Linked DNA regions of Homo sapiens: region 2 is linked to region 1. The links are chromatin loops, found by intact Hi-C in ENCODE. Cell type or tissue: heart right ventricle. All regions are shown on one strand.

Region 1 (8,000 bases):
ATGGAGAAAGCTGAAACTGGATCCCTTCCTTACACCTTATACAAAAATTAATTCAAGATGGATTAAAGACTTACATGTTAGACCTAAAACCATAAAACCCCTGGAAGAAAACCTAGGCAATACCATGCAGGACATAGGCATGGGCAAGGACTTCATGTCTAAAACACCAAAAGCAATGGCAACAAAAGCCAAAATTGACAAATGGGATCTAATTAAACTAAAGAGCTTCTGCACAGCAAAAGAAACTACCATCAGAGTGAACAGGCAACCTACAAAATGGGAGAAAATTTTTGCAACCTACTCATCTGACAAAGGGCTAATATCCAGAATCTACAATCAATTCAAACAAATTTACAAGAAAAAACAAACAACCCCATCAAAAAGTGGGTGAAGAATATGAACAGACACTTCTCAAAAGAAGACATTTATGCAGCCAAAAGACACATGAAAAAATGCTCATCATCACTGGCCATCAGAGAAATGCAAATCAAAACCACAATGAGATACCATCTCACACCAGTTAGAATGGCAATCATTAAAAAGTCAGGAAACAACAGGTGCTGGAGAGGATGTGGAGAAATAGGAACACTTTTACACTGTTGGTGGGACTGTAAACTAGTTCAACCATAGTGGAAGTCAGTGTGGCGATTCCTCAGGGATTTAGAACTAGAAATACCATGTGACCCAGCCATCCCATTACTGGGCATATACCCAAAGGACTATAAATCATGCTCCTATAAAGACACATGCACACGTATGTTTATTGTGGCACTATTCACAATAGCAAAGACTTGGAACCAACCCAAATGTCCAACAACGATAGACTGGATTAAGAAAATGTGGCACATATACACCATGGAATACCACGCAGCCATAAAAAACGATGAGTTCATGTCCTTTGTAGGGATGTGGATGAAGCTGGAAATCATCATTCTCAGCAAACTATCGCAAGGACAAAAAACCAAACACCGCATGTTCTCACTCATAGGTGGGAATTGAACAACGAGAACACATGGACACAGGAAGGGGAACATCACACTCCGGGGACTGTTGTGGGGTGGGGGGAGAGGGGAGGGATAGCATTAGGAGATATACCTAATGCTAAATGATGAGTTAATGGGTGCAGTACACCAACAAGGCACGTGTATACATATGTAACAAACCTGCACATTGTGCACTTGTACCCTAAAACTTAAAGTATAATAATAATAAAATAAAATAAATACATAAAATAAATAAAAAGAAAAAAAACAAAATGAAGTGTCAGGAAAAATTTAAAAAAAAGTGGATATGGAATGAGATGATTATAATATGTATCTAGCACCATGATAGATATATCATCAGCATGGCACTTCAGAAACTTTGCTGTATATAGCAGATTGTTTGTGTCTTCTGAAATTTTCCCTTGGAGTTATTCATTTCTTCAACAAAGACTCTCTAAGGGCCTTTTTAATATACTAGGTATTCTGCTAGGCACTTCTTATATGTTATGTCTGCATTCTTTATGATGATTCTATAAAGATCATGCTCTCCCGTCTAGAAGATAAGGAAACTGAGATACAGCTAGTGTAAGTGATAGGCACATGTCACATAGAATTGGAACACAAATGTGCCTTGCTCTTGTGACTATACTGTTTGCACAATAGCATCACCAAAGACAATAAAGAGTTTTCTTCCTGAGCTCTCTCCTGTCTCCTATGATTATGAAACAGTCATTCAATGAATATTTGACTCTTTGCTACAGTCAAGGCATTGTGAATTTTATTAATATAACACTTAGAGAGGAAAAAATAAGTCAAGCCTAAAATTAGACTCTAAAACAAGCAGTAGTTATAAAAATGGAAAGTATGACTCAAAGCATATTGAGCTATTTGTGCTCACTGCCACGGGGGGCATTGCTGACTTATAAGTGGAAGAACAGGTGAATAGATTGCACACTGGAGAAATTCCATAAGGTGAATATAATTTTAAACTCATCCACAACACCACATAGGAAAAAAATATTAGGTAAAAACCTAAGACATACAGAAATGCATTTAGCTGCAATATGGCAGGGGGCAAGCTATAGATTAGGATTTTTATTTCTATATTCCTTTGTAACCCTATTACATCTGACCACTCAAACCTTGAAATGGGTAAACAAATGAGCCCTTGCAAAATTTACCCCTTCTTGTTTTATATGTAAGGTTATTGCTATTTCTGGATTTCAGTGTCTATAGCCTTAATTCAATGTTAGGGTAAATCTGGCCATGTTCAATTTCATTGCACTTGCTACTCTGTCTGTTCTTCCTACTGAGTTCTAAATGGCCCCAGACTCAGAAGTTAAACAGTGAAGCCACCATCTCAGCCCAATGCCTGCAGAAGTCTCTGGTGCCACTACACAGCTGCTTACGGCTTAATGAACCACTTTTGAGTGTGCTGCTAAATGAGGTTGCAAAGAGCGAACCATTTCTAACGGCATCAACCTTTCACTTGAGGAAAGGGGTGCTTCTCATCATTTACCAGACTTTACCTGAAGGATAAAAACACACCAAGACTTTCACTTTTGGGTAAACCAGCAACTCTTCAGGGAACAGATCTATGTCTTTGCATGCTGATCTGATTTTCTGCTTTAGCGGTCATCATTAACATTAATGCGAAATTGGAAGGTGAGACATTGGGGTCCTCAGGCAGAAAGTCAGCACAAAAGACTGAATGTGAATAAGCCAGGATGGATGGGCCAGACTTAGTACTATTGATGATAAAAACTGTACATTGCTCAGGTGCTTTTTGAGGAGCTCAAACACGACCCAGACTCAGACTAACAGCAGTGAAATCAGCAGTCCTATAATAACATTACATATACAAAAATGAAAAGTTGGGGAAATTATTTGGATTTTTGCCAAGGGATGGACTCCATACTCAAGGGGCCCCTCCACCCTAGAACTGCTAAGGACATTTGTCTGAGACTCTTGCTAGAAACTGCCCCAGACATTATAAATGTTCATTTTTTTCTATTATCTCAATATTCTATCAACATGTATAGAACAAAACATCATCTGTGGCATCCCCAGCCACATGCTCCTTAGCTCACTTGATTATATCTCAATTATTCCAATGTCTCCAGCTTCAAACAGTAGGATCTTCCTACCCTTTCCCTTGGCCTCTACATTCAGGGTCATCAGGTCTTCCTCAGTAAGGTCCATCTCATCATCTTTCCACCTGCCTTTCCCCTTGTCCGGACTCTCACAGTTGCACTTCTGGTCCTATACTTACTTGACCCTTAACCAGTCTCCTGGCATACTTCACCTGTATAGCACAAATTAACTTTCCTAATGTGCCACACTATCCCATTCAAACCTTATCTGTGGTTCCCATGTCTTCAGAGTAAAGTTTTGACTTACCCTGATATTTAAAGGCTTCCAGGATCATCCTAGTAAAGGGCCTCAACTATAATACTTCCCCCTATACTGACACTGCTTGAAGCAGACCAGCCTCTCCTCCTGTCCCTAGAACAGGCTACATGCACTTCTGTCTCTGCACTATGATTCAGGCCATTCTCCCTGTCTCTTCTCTTATGTAAATCCTTCTTCTTTTCAAAAATTCAGCTTACACGAATGACCACCACCCTCCCAGTAAACCTCCCAAGTTCATCTTCTCTGTTCTTTTCTTCTAAACACTATTGCTTTATTTATCTTAGTATTTCCCAAAAGAATTTACAGCTGACTCCTGCAGAAATTGCTGAATGTGCCACTCATTTACCAGTTTTCATAATAATAGCAGCTAATATCTATAGTGCTTACTATACTCTATGCTCTGTATACTACTTTCATATATTAACCTATTTAAAACTCACAGCAACCCTGTGAGGCAGATACTATTATTATCCCCCTTTTACAAATAAGGATTGAAAGTTTATGTAACTTTCCCAAGGTTACCCAGCTGGAGAACTGCAAAGCCAGGATTTTGACCCAGTCACTCAGCTCCAGAAACTGTGTTCTTTATAGATAATCTTGTATTATTCATTAACTTTTTATATCTACTCCCGTCTTCCCAATCAGATTCTTTAAGGGTAGTTACTACATCTCCTGTCTCATTTTATCCCTTCCTGTAGCCACTATAAAGTTTTGCACATGGTTAGTTATTACCGTTTGCTGTCCATGTCTGCCTTAAAGTTGTCTTAAATTCTTTCTGGGGAAAAAGGTGAAATATAAATGATCAAGAAGCTATGGAGGTTTCTTGCACATCAGTCTCCCTGAAAATCTATGACCAGACCTTACAAAGACTTTTGTCATCTTCCTTGAACCAGATAGTCTGGAAAACCTAACTTTACAGAATGAATGAATTTTAGTAAGGGCTAAAAAGTGAATTCCATGCTCTCCTACCCTCTGCTTCACATACACCAAGTTTCAGCATATTAAAAATTATTTTCACAGGGAAAACAATTCTGAAGAAAATAATTCTCAAATGCATTAAATACAAAATTATTTTTGCAGAAGGTTTGGGGAGGGAAGTCAGACTTTTGAAATGCTGGTTTGTAATGTTATCCTAAAAGAACTTTTTGCAACATTTCAATTTGTAGAATGTATCATTCTAAACGTATGATTGCCTATGAGGTCAGGAACCTTGTCTGATAACACATTTATATTGTTCAGAGCACCTAGCATAGTGATAGGCACATATTAGTTTTTAAAAATTTCTCTGAATTGATTTTCCCAAATTATTTTGCCATCACTGCTTTTCCCAGAATATATTAATTTCTTCCAAGCCTATGGATTCCCCTCCTCAAGCCTTCCAGCTCCTGCCAGCTTTGTTCTCTTTGTTCATCTTCTTCTGGGCCATTGCACTGTCTACTTGAGTTAGCCTGTAATATCATATTTGCCAGCAGGTGCTGCCATTTGCCACAGGATTTGCCAATTTTCAAAATTCCCTAAATCTGAGACTCCAGATTGTGTAAAATAGTACAGTGCCTAATTTATCAACTTGGCAGGTTTGAAGTGCTATAAAATCAGTTACTTAAAATGAGTGATACTTGTGCTGCATAATTTTAATGAGCAGAGCTCCACTGCTCTATTAAGACAACAGGGGACCACATTGAGAAAACAAGCAGCAAGAATGTGAGGTTAAAAGAATAACAGGAAAACCCAGTGGGGACAACATGTTCAATAAACAACTGACTTTCTCATTGACTCATCTTAGTATCTTTCATATCTGTCCTTCATTTCCATTTCCACACGAAGTCAGCCCTTTATTACCTCATATGAAAATTAATCCAGTATCTGTAGGTCTTTTCTCCCTGTCCCCAGGCTCTTCCCACTCCTAGCCATCTTGTGTATTGCTGGAATAACCCTCCTAGCATCACACTAAAAACCTTTAATGATGTCCAAATGCCATCATCAAGGCAGTCCTCTGCAGTGTGGCACACCAGGCCCAATAATGCAGTCTCAAATTACCTGTCCAAGCTTACTTTCAATTGTTCCCAGATTCTCCACTTTGACAAGGCAGGGGTTTGTATTCTTCCCTGCAGATAAACTCATTTCCATCTTAGTACCTTTGTGTCTGCTAATCTACCACCTTCCTTCTCTTAATTCCTTAGTCACTGCTATTGCTATATTAATTTCCCAGGAGTAACTAAATGCATGGAATATTGCTGGTTCATATAAACCCTTCTCCCACTATCCCTGGGAACATCTGGAATACAGGACAAGTATTCTACAACAAGACAGTATTAATGAAATACAACACTCTATAACATTTATATAATGCATTAAATAAGTAGACAACATGCAGATAATTCCTGGGAGATGTCGGTCAGCACAAGCCCTTCTATGTACCCACAGTCATTTTTGCATTCCCAGCTGAAATGTGATTTTGAAGCAGTCTCATCTCAGGACTTGTCTTGACTGCACGAGTGGAATCTCAGAGGTAGCTGGCAAATCCTCTGCTCCATGTAAAGCACCATGTTTCTTCTCTGCAGCCCAACCTGCGGTTTCCTAATCTCCTGACTTCCTGAAAGTCACAGGCTATACTATGTTGTTGTCTGCCCCACTGCTCTGGACCTAAGGCACGGAAATCATAGCATCCACTGGTATCACCAGAGGGAAGGGTGCTCCCAGAATGTTCCCCTTTTCTATATTTTCATATGCTGACCAGACTCACTTTCCAATTCCAGGTAGTCCTCTAAGGGTTTTCCTGCCCTCTCAGTCAGCCAGCACCTCTCTGTCTCTTCTATGATACACCCCTGATTTCCCGTTTTGGGATGAAATATGGTCTATTTAGAATGAGAACCAAAAGGTTTAGATTCAAGTTCTAGTTCTGCTACTTCCTAGCTGATGTATTTGAACCTCTGTTTCCTCAGAGGTAAAATGGAAATGATAATTTCTACAAATCTGAGAAGTGAGCTCAAAAAGGAGTAATACATGTGAGGTACATTGAAAACTATAAAGTGCCATATGCAAGTAAGATGACACGTATTTCTGCACTCAGTAGCAGGCACAAACGTATAGTACACATCCTGAGGCGGAGATATTAGGAACAAAGCTAAAACCCTGGCAGGAAGGAAGTACTCCCTGGACGATTTTTTTTTAACCTCGGTAGGTTACAGAACCAAGACTTCATCCACCAGCTCTATCTGAATGCCATCTAGTGGACACAAAGTTTTTGTGAGAAGTACTGCAGACATAAGTGATGGTTCATAAGGCATTAGCCTCTGTTGGTATTGCTAATACACAAGGTAAGCTTTCACCTTAGCTGGACACCTATGAGGTTCAATATAAAGAATTCCAGGGAAGGTCCTGATTTGTGATTCTCACTCCAGCCCCCATGACACCCAAAATTTCATCATCAGAGCTTCATATTTTTCCCGAGCATCAGGGGATTTTAACTCTTCCAATGTCTTTTATCAAAATTGAAAGGCCCATGGGCGAACATGCCCTTAGATCTCTTTCATCTCATACCTCAGCAGATTTTAGCTGAAGGTAAATGAAAAAGATCTTACAGGAATAGAAATCAAGAAGGGCAGGGCAAAGTGGAGGACCTTGGAGAAATATGAGAGGGTCAAAGAGACCGGGGTAACCAAAAACAAACTCCATACTCTCCCTAGCTTTGCTTTCACCAGGTCTTGTTAATCAAATGTTGTTTGGCTAACTTTAATTCTTTTTGCATCCTGCAGCTTACAATTAGCCTTGATGGCTGATGAAGCCCATATTCAAGCAAAAGTAGAAAGAATGCATTTTTTTAAGTTTTAAATTTATCTCTGAAGCCATCTCAGCACATACAGGGGCTGCAGGCAGGGAGTAGTCAGTGGTGGCAGAGGAGACTGCTTTGTGGTTTGCATCCAAAGTCAATGGGGCTTCCCACTAGCAGCCCTAGCTTAGCAGCATGGCACTGGAGGCATGCCCCTTTGGAAATGTGTTGGAGCCCTGCTTAGCTGTGTCTGCTCCTCCTCAACGTGCTTCCTTTTCTATCTACAGTATTTAGAAAGATGAGAGACAACGCTGCGAAGAACACAAAGGCTTTTGCAAACTGTCTCTGGCTTCATATTCAAAGCTGTTGCTATCAGGGTTGGATTTAGCAACTTGGCATTCACTTGGTAGGACCACCCCTGTTGGCAGCCATCTGGTGTCTTTTGGAGAATTTTTAAAGAGCACAGCTTGAAGAGCATTTTGTAGTGGAGAAAGCTTTGGTGTTCAATTCAGGAAGCCTGGGTTTGAGCCCACCACCAGTAGCAAAAGTGATCTTGGTTGATCCACCACCTCCTCTTTGAACCTCTGGTTTGTTTTTAATCAGTTAAGCGATTTGTCAATTTCCTGCAAGATCCAATAGTCTAGGGCAGAGGTTCTCCAAGTGTGGTCACAGGACCAGCAGCATCAATATCACCTGGGAACTTAATTTGAAATGTACATTCTCAGTCCCCACTTTAGTCTCCTGAATCAGACTCTCTGGGGATAGGACCCAGCAGTCTGTGTGTAAAAAACTCTCCAGTAACTCATATACACAGTCACTTTTGAGAACCACTGCTG
Region 2 (8,000 bases), 87 kb after region 1:
ACTGCCCATTAAATGTTTCAAAATTCTATCATAGTTCTGCCAACCAAGTATCACAACATGAAATTTAGAGAGGCAATACTTTAGCGATCAATGCCATTTTTGTCCTCTACTATTTGCTACCACCTGTCACATATGCAGTCAAAGATGCTACTAATGATAATTCATCCAACCAGTTTCTTTTTTTTAACTGTGAGGCGTTTTCTCACCCTCATTCAATCCAAACTTTTCATGGAAATTCCTAGGGCAACCAATGTGAATTATATATGATTTGATATGGCTGTCCTAATTTAACATCATATTACACCAGGTATCATCCAAAACTTACAAGTGACATATATATGTTGTAAAGGTATTTGTAGGCCAGGCATGGTGGCTCACACTTGTAATCCAAGCATTTTGGGAGGCTAAGGCAGGTGGATCATTTGAGGTCAGGAGTTTGAGACTAGCCTGGCTAAGAAGGTGAAACCCCATTTCTATTAAAAATACAAAAATTAGCTGGGTGTGATGGTGCACACCTGTAATCCCAGCTACTCAGGAGGCTGAGGCACGAGAATCGCTTAAACTCGGGAGGTGGAGGTTGCAGTGAGCTGAGACTGTGCCACTGCACTCCAGCCTGGGCAACAGAGCAACACTCTGCCTCAAAAAAAAGAGAAGTATGTGTAGAGACTACCAAAGAAGTTTTGATGTAGAGGATACTTAGGAGAGCTATGTATCCTATTTAACCAGAAGCAGATCTTTGTTTTGTGGGCCCCTAAAACACATAATTTGGAGTGGTCTGTCTTTCCAAAAAAGAATACAAAATTACGAATACAAAATGAGGTTCAGGGCCTTTGGAAGAGGTCTGTGAAAATAAAGGGCTCTAAAGTTTAAGTTTCATTAGCCTCATATAAATCACCCTTTCTGTATCTGACCACTTAACTGAGGCATTAAGCAATCCTAAAACCCAAACCAAATAAACACAAACTCACTAAAATGGGAACATCTAACATGAACCAAGCTCTGTACATAATACATTTCATACTCACAACGAACCTATCAGGTCGATATTACCTTTCTCACTTTTACAAAAGCAGAAACTGAGACTCAGAAAATTTAGTAACTTGCTCACAAGCAGCTCACTATGCACAGTGAAGCTGAGATCCAAACCAAAGTCTGACAAACTAAATCTTGTGTTATTTCCATTATAATACTCTCCCTTTAATGTTTCCCACAACATAAAGGGGTTAAGTTACTTTGGAGAACACCCCTAGAAAATGGCTGGAAGTGTTCAGTTAGTACTTGACATTGACATGACTTAACTCACTTTGAGACCTTCACTAAAAATACTTCTCTAAAACTGTGTTTAAAAGGCATGAAAAAAAAACAAATGTATAACTGGGTTACCTTCCAATAAGTGACATAGATGAAGACAAGAGATCTTAAGGTCCAAAAGAAATGTAGTAAAAGAAATGTAATAAAAAAGAAAATAGAAGCAGAACCAGAAAATCCTGAAGGGAGGCTAGAATTATTACACAATCTTTCAGGGAAGAGTGTGGTTATGGAAGGACATACTGACGATATGGATCTTTCACAAATTAAATCCTCTTCCTACATGTCCAATATTCTTTTACCTGCCATTATGATAATATCAAATTTTAAAGATTGAAAAATAATGACAGTGGCTTATATATTATATTATTCTATTATATCCATACCCTGTATTTGCCAGTTTGATCTCTTTTAAAAAAAAGTCTCTTAGAAGTATTCCTTCTTCCTCTTGAGGCCCCCAAAAGGTATATGCTGTGTCTTTATCTTTTCTTCATTTGCAGACTCTGTCACTGTGCTCTACAGATAGTGGCATTTCACAGAGGTTTGTTGCCATGAAAGAAGGTGTTGATGAGTCGTTTTTGACAGTCCAACATTTTCTAACACAAAAGTAGATATGATGTGATTCCATCCTATTCATTCAAAGACTTCAGAATAAAACTTTGTCATTTGGCTAGATCTAAGGCAAGAACTGATCAGATGTAGTTAGTATTTCCAGTCAACAAACTGCCATTGATGTTGAAATTACTTTAAAGACCTGTTGATTATGTGGTATTAGGGCCATTGTGACCTCGCTGTAGCTAAGATCAGTCCACTGCAGCAGGAGTTTCAAGAACAGCAGCACAAAAATAATGACTTAACTGGATAGAAAAAAAGGCACATATTTTCAGGAAGGCCTCTTTATTCTTAGAAGTTACCCTTCAAGATGACAAGTGGTGCAAACTCTTCAGGATCTTACCTGCCCTCAGAAATAAGGTGAGTCTTTGATGGAAAATGCTGAATAGAAAAGAGGGTCTCTCTCTCTCTCTCTCTCTCTCAACCCAGGCTAAAGGCAGATATTATTGTGCCTCTTCCCACAGAAGTTCTAAAATAGATGACAACTACTTGAAGGAATTGAATGAGGACTTAAAGCTAAGGAAGCAGGAACTGCTAGAGATGCTCAAACCTCTAGAAGATAAAAACAACCTCTTATTTCAAAAGTTAATGTCTAACTTGGAGGAAAAACAAAGGAGGTACGGGCTCTTACTCTGGATTCCTAGAGGTAAAAAGGCTGGAGAACTTGATCTCCAAAGGACTGGCAATAATTACTTACAATTTTTTTTTTTGTTAATTACTAAAGGTTTGGACATTCAGCTGTAGCAGGCAAACAATTTGTAACTACCAAGTCAGGGTGACAACAAATCCTTTATTTTCTTTTAGTAAATTAAATATGACTCAGCCCTCATTTCGTGGGGCTAGTTATAACTCTTCCTCCCCAGGCTGCCCACCCAAGAAATAGTGAAACGCTTTTAATAGCATTAGTTTACCACGGTCACACAGATGCTTTCTTATGCATGATCACTTTAGAATAAATAACTCTGCTCTTTCTATGCCAAGCAGTGGAATGGCAGTATTTTCTAAGCCTAGGAGCCCTCTGAATTAGGGCACAGCCTCTCTAAATATACTAGGCAGCTGAAGTCTTAACTCTTTACCAGAGCACTCACTGTACTTGGGACCCACAAACTCTGTTTCCTTTCTAGTCTCAGAACCTCTCTCCTCAGTGAGTCTATCTTTATTCTATACCCTTATCATAAGCATCTCAAAGGACTCATATTTTTGGAGAACAAAACGCAGGCAGAAAGTTGTGGTCAAGCACCAGCTGCTTACAACTCAGCAACAAGCACCAGCTGCTTACAACTCAGCAAAATAGACTTCTCTCAGAGCAAGAAAACACAAAGTCTTAGAATTGTGTTCTTCGCTTAGAACTGGGGAGAAAAAAGTACAAGAACACAAATATAAAATAATTTATGCCTTTAAGGAATATCCTCTCTCACAAGGACTTGATTTTGATTTAGATTTTGTTAGAACTTCTTAATGGCTTGCATTCTCTGGGGCTATGAAAGGATATCAGTGACTTCCCCAATAGACTCAAATGTCCTCATAGGAAGAAGCAAGGAAGTGGGAGAAAGTGGACAGAGGACAGAGATGGGTTAGGAAATAACTCTGGGATTTATCCTAGAAGATAGCAGGTTCTTCAACCTCTTCTTATAAAGGGGGCAGAATTACCCCTTCTTCTCCCAAAAGTCACACACTGCAACATTCTTCTGAGGGGGTGGAAAGGACTCTCCCTGGCTGTTGGAGACCTAAGTTTTAAGCATTAAAGAGCACAGAATTCATTCTAGAGCACATAGATAGGCAAATGTCAATTAGAAATGGAAACATCTTAGTTACAGAGATCTTCTATGACCAGAAGGGCTTCCATAACTCCTGATATTTCAGTCGCCATCTAACTTTCATGGTAGAGTACTTTCTGACTAGTTGCAGAACATCAGTATTACCCTTAAGGAGGTATGTATGTTTTATGATGCCTCTCTTTCTTCTAGTCTTCAGATCATGAGACAGATCATGGCAGGGAAGGGGTGTGAGGAATCCTCGGTCATGGAGCTCCTTAAGGAAGCAGAGGAGATGAAACAGAACTTGGTAAGAAGTAGGAGGGACTCCAGGAACAGCCTCCTGAATAGGGCTCAATTCCATTGCAGTGTCAGATGTGGAGAGAAAGACAGAGTACTCATCTCTAGCATCTGATGCTCCAACACTCATATCTCCTTGATCTAGAAAGTCCAGGGTGACCCAAAAGGAGTCAGATGGAATGTTGGGAAGAACACGACTAGCAAGCAAAAATTCTATTCTTTGACTTTTAAAAACTTTTTATCTAGGGAATTAATGAATATAACCATATTAACTCTTCACATTTCAGAAAGAATAGTAAAATATTTGCTATAAAGAATAGAAAATACCTATCAAAGTAAAAGAAAAGAAATAGTTTGCTCTGCAGGATTCTTACAAGATTTTCTTTCAATCAGCAATGTAAAGGATCTTAAAAATTAAAAATTAGTGGTCTAAGCCCCCAAGAAATGGCCACATAAGAGCATCTTAAGTGTTAGGAACTCATTTCTATAGATACTGTCTCACAATTATTATAATTAAAGTTATTACTTAAAACAATAACTTGGTTTTTTTTTTACCATCATCATCATCAAACATCTCTTATGCTCCTGGATTTGGGATTAGACCCATTCATTGCCTTCCTCTGTGGTTTACTATGTCCCTGGACCCTTTTTCCACTATTACTTAGTAACTTCTTCCAAACCCACTTCAATGGCTGGACAAATACATGCTTCTGTTTGTTTGGTTCTTCCCCCTCCAACAGGAAAGGAAAAACAAGATGCTTCGGAAGGAAATGGAGATGCTATGGAACAAGGTGTGCCTCTAAGGATCTATTGAAAGTATTGTCCTACAGATCACAACGCAAAGAACCTCCCTTTCCTCTGGCCCCCATCCTCATTGTTTCATGTCCTTGCTTCCACCCATGCCTCATTCCAATCCATTCTCTACACAGCAGCCAAGGTGATCTTTTTAAAACAATCAAAGCATGTTACTCTTCTTATGAAAAACCTTTACAGCCACTAATTGTGGCATAATCTGGCTCTTGCCTATTCTCCAGTTTCCTCTCATAGATGTCCTTCCCTTGCTTTCTATGCAACCATGCCACTGGCTTCTTGTGGTTTCTCAAACATGCCAAGCTTTTTCCTATCTCAAGGACTTTGCTCTTGCCTTCTCCACTGCCTGTAATGCTATTTTCTCATGGTTGGCTCATTCTCATCCTTCAGGTCTCAGCTTAAATGTCATCTCCTTAGAGAAGCCATCCTTGTTTGCTCCATCTAAAGTAGGGCATCCTCCTCCCCTTTTCTATTATATAACTCTGCTTATGTGCTCAATAGCACTGTTTATAATATAAAATTATTATTATTGTATTATTATTACTTTTTAAATTGTTTCTTGTTTCCCTGCCTCCTCCTGTATCTTCTCAAGCTCCTTCAATATCTTGATTGCTTTGTCCAAATCTATAGCTCCTAGCACAATGCTTGGAACATAGTAGAGAATCAATACATGTAAGTTGGATGAATAAACAAATGAATACCTAATTCCAATACCCTTATAATTTTACAGCAATCACCACATTGTTTAAGATAACAATATTAGGGCCTTTTGCTGGGAAACCAGAGCCAGGGAGTAGGGGGAAGGGGACAGGGAATTCCTTTGTCCCTTGTCCGAGACTTTGTCCAAGACTAATCCCTTGGGACCCAAGTGCTTCTTTACAGACTATGCAACTAGAAGAGTAGACTGTGTCTTGTGATATAAACAGATATATAGTGTGATCTCTGTCTTTTTTTTTCATCTGACTTTTCCACAAATAATCAGAATACCTTCAAGCCCTGCATCTTGTATTGAGATCTGCTCCAGGTTCTCGTGGGCAGTTACAAATTAGTTCTATGAATTTCCAGAAGTTTTAGTTCCTGGGTTCTTGAGTCCTCGTAATAGGAAATGTGCCAGCACAATTCCTCTATCTAAATCCAGCTTCTACAGAGCTCTCAAAAGGGACATCTATACACTTAACCTGTGATCAACTTTCCCTACTCATATTTTAGAAGAACAGCATGCCTAGTGGTCAAGAACACAGGCTTCAGAATCAGAAAGATCTGGTTCAAATTCCAACTCTGTACTTTCCTAGTTGTGTAACCCTAAACAAATAACCTCTCCAAGTCTCAGGTTTCTCATCTATAATATGGAAATAAAAATGGTCCTCAAAGAATTGTGAGGATTAAATGAGAATGTCTGCAATACAGTACAGTAAGGAAAATAAGCAGAGTAATGCAGTAAGTAGCTTAGAGTAGTGACTGGCTAAGGGTCCAGCTAATAGTTTTCATTCCTATAAGGTACACTCAAGGGACTGAATGAAAGGAAGGGCTCATTACATTCTCAACTCCCTTTGGTAGTACACTTTTCATGCCAGGCCCTGAGAAGCTGCTGACTGGCAGGAACCAAAACCTTGACCCATATTGGTTTTCCACTTCCCTCTTTAATTTCCACTACTTTAAAGCTTTGCCAAAATGTCTTTCCACAGACATTCGAGGCAGAAGAACTTAGTGATCAACAAAAAGCACCACAGACAAAAAACAAGGCAGACTTGCAGGATGGAAAGGCAAGTGGACTGCATGTACTTAAAATTTCAAGATTGTCGATGTCACACAGCTGGAAACAGCCTGCTGACAATCAGGGCTAATTTGGGTAGGCAGATAGGTAGGATCTGGGTTTTTAGGGTTTATTAGATTTATGGCCTGCTGAGACATTGCACTTCTTTCCTAGGACCTCTTATTCCTTTAGCTCTCTTCTTTCATCCCAGGCTCCCAAATCCCCCTCATCACCTAGGAAGACTGAGAGTGAACTGGAGAAATCATTTGCAGAGAAAGTGAAGGAGATAAGGAAGGTAGTACAGCCATTCTGAATGGCAGTGGCTTTTAGAGCTAGTAAACTAGAAATCTTTAATGTTGTAGTAATTTGCCTAAGGTATGGTGTGCTCTTGGACCAATGCCAATTTTTATAGATTTGGTTCCCTTGTGTTACTATATTTGAGTTAGAGTGATATCACAAGTTTCTGGGAAATCATATTACGAAAAAGTGAGAGAAGCTATACCAACAATGATAACTCTGCAACAGCTAAATGATGTCAGAACTTCCGTTCATTTGTCTTTGAAAATGTATTCAGTGGTAGTATGCTGGTATCTCATCTTCCCATAACCAACTCACCAACATAAAATAACCCTATTCATTAGCTTTTAGAGGATGGCTTGTACAGTTGAGGCCAATTAAGAGAATTGTGCAGTTAAAGTCAATTTAATAGTAAATCTGCGACACTATAATTTTGCTATAAGGCTTTTGCAGCATATTGAGAAAACTGATTGCTGATCTCAATTTACTTTGTCACCCAGAGGCTCTTTCTTCCACCAGGAAAAGCAACAGAGGAAAATGGAATGGGTCAAGTATCAGGAACAAAATAACATCCTTCAGGTACTAAGATCTTCCAAGGCTGGATATAGGATGCAATTTCATTCATATAATACAAAGGCTTTTAGCTGCATATTGTGAAGCCCAGTCCCCACATCCTAGATTACCGATTGCCCTGCTAAAACAAATGTATCATAGAAAGATAGCTGAAGGGACCTATCTCTGAACTTGGAATAAATGGTATTTCTTCCTATATTCTTGATTTCGTTCTATTCTAAATGGGGAAAAATCACAAATACTTTCTACCCAACTTTTAAAGACTGAGCATGATGGAATTACTTTTTAACTTCTGGGTAAAGAGGATTCAGGTAACAATGGATTCAGAGAAGCCAATCCTATATGTGTAGTTTTGGAAAATATTCTCTTTCAGAATGATTTTCATGGCAAAGTGATTGAGCTGAGAATTGAAGCCTTGAAGAACTACCAGAAGGCCAATGACCTGAAATTATCACTGTATTTGCAGCAGAATTTTGAGCCAATGCAAGCATTTTTAAATCTTCCTGGGTCCCAAGGTAGGTAGAATATCCCAGGTACACAGTTTGAGGTTTTGTTTTGTTTATTTTATATTGGAGACCTTTACTTGTAAAGTG

Evidence for each region. Hi-C counts contacts between places; a loop is a spot of excess contacts. Peaks named below come from ENCODE experiments on the same cell type or tissue, not always from the same donor. Only the 100,000 strongest peaks of a DNase experiment are listed, where the experiment ranks them.
Region 2: a loop joins it to region 1, with 2.6 times the contacts of the local background. A loop is called at or near these places in 9 of 110 quality-filtered maps.

Annotation. Positions count from the first base shown.
Region 1 is chr14:66,396,778-66,404,777 of GRCh38, forward strand. No RefSeq gene overlaps it. Among named protein-coding and RNA genes, the nearest start is that of CCDC196, 86 kb to the right of the region's middle. In heart right ventricle, CTCF peaks have their summits at 1,891, 4,871 (motif pointing right) and 6,614 (motif pointing left); no DNase peak of the experiment used is centred here.
Region 2 is chr14:66,484,273-66,492,272 of GRCh38, forward strand. It overlaps CCDC196 (coiled-coil domain containing 196), which reads left to right and starts at 2,099. Exons shown (of 10, transcript NM_001351576.1): 1 at 2,099-2,280; 2 at 2,385-2,537; 3 at 3,888-3,984; 4 at 4,715-4,765; 5 at 6,470-6,547; 6 at 6,749-6,832; 7 at 7,354-7,413; 8 at 7,781-7,922. The coding sequence starts at 2,231. In heart right ventricle, no CTCF peak of the experiment used is centred here; no DNase peak of the experiment used is centred here; H3K27ac peaks cover 434 bases.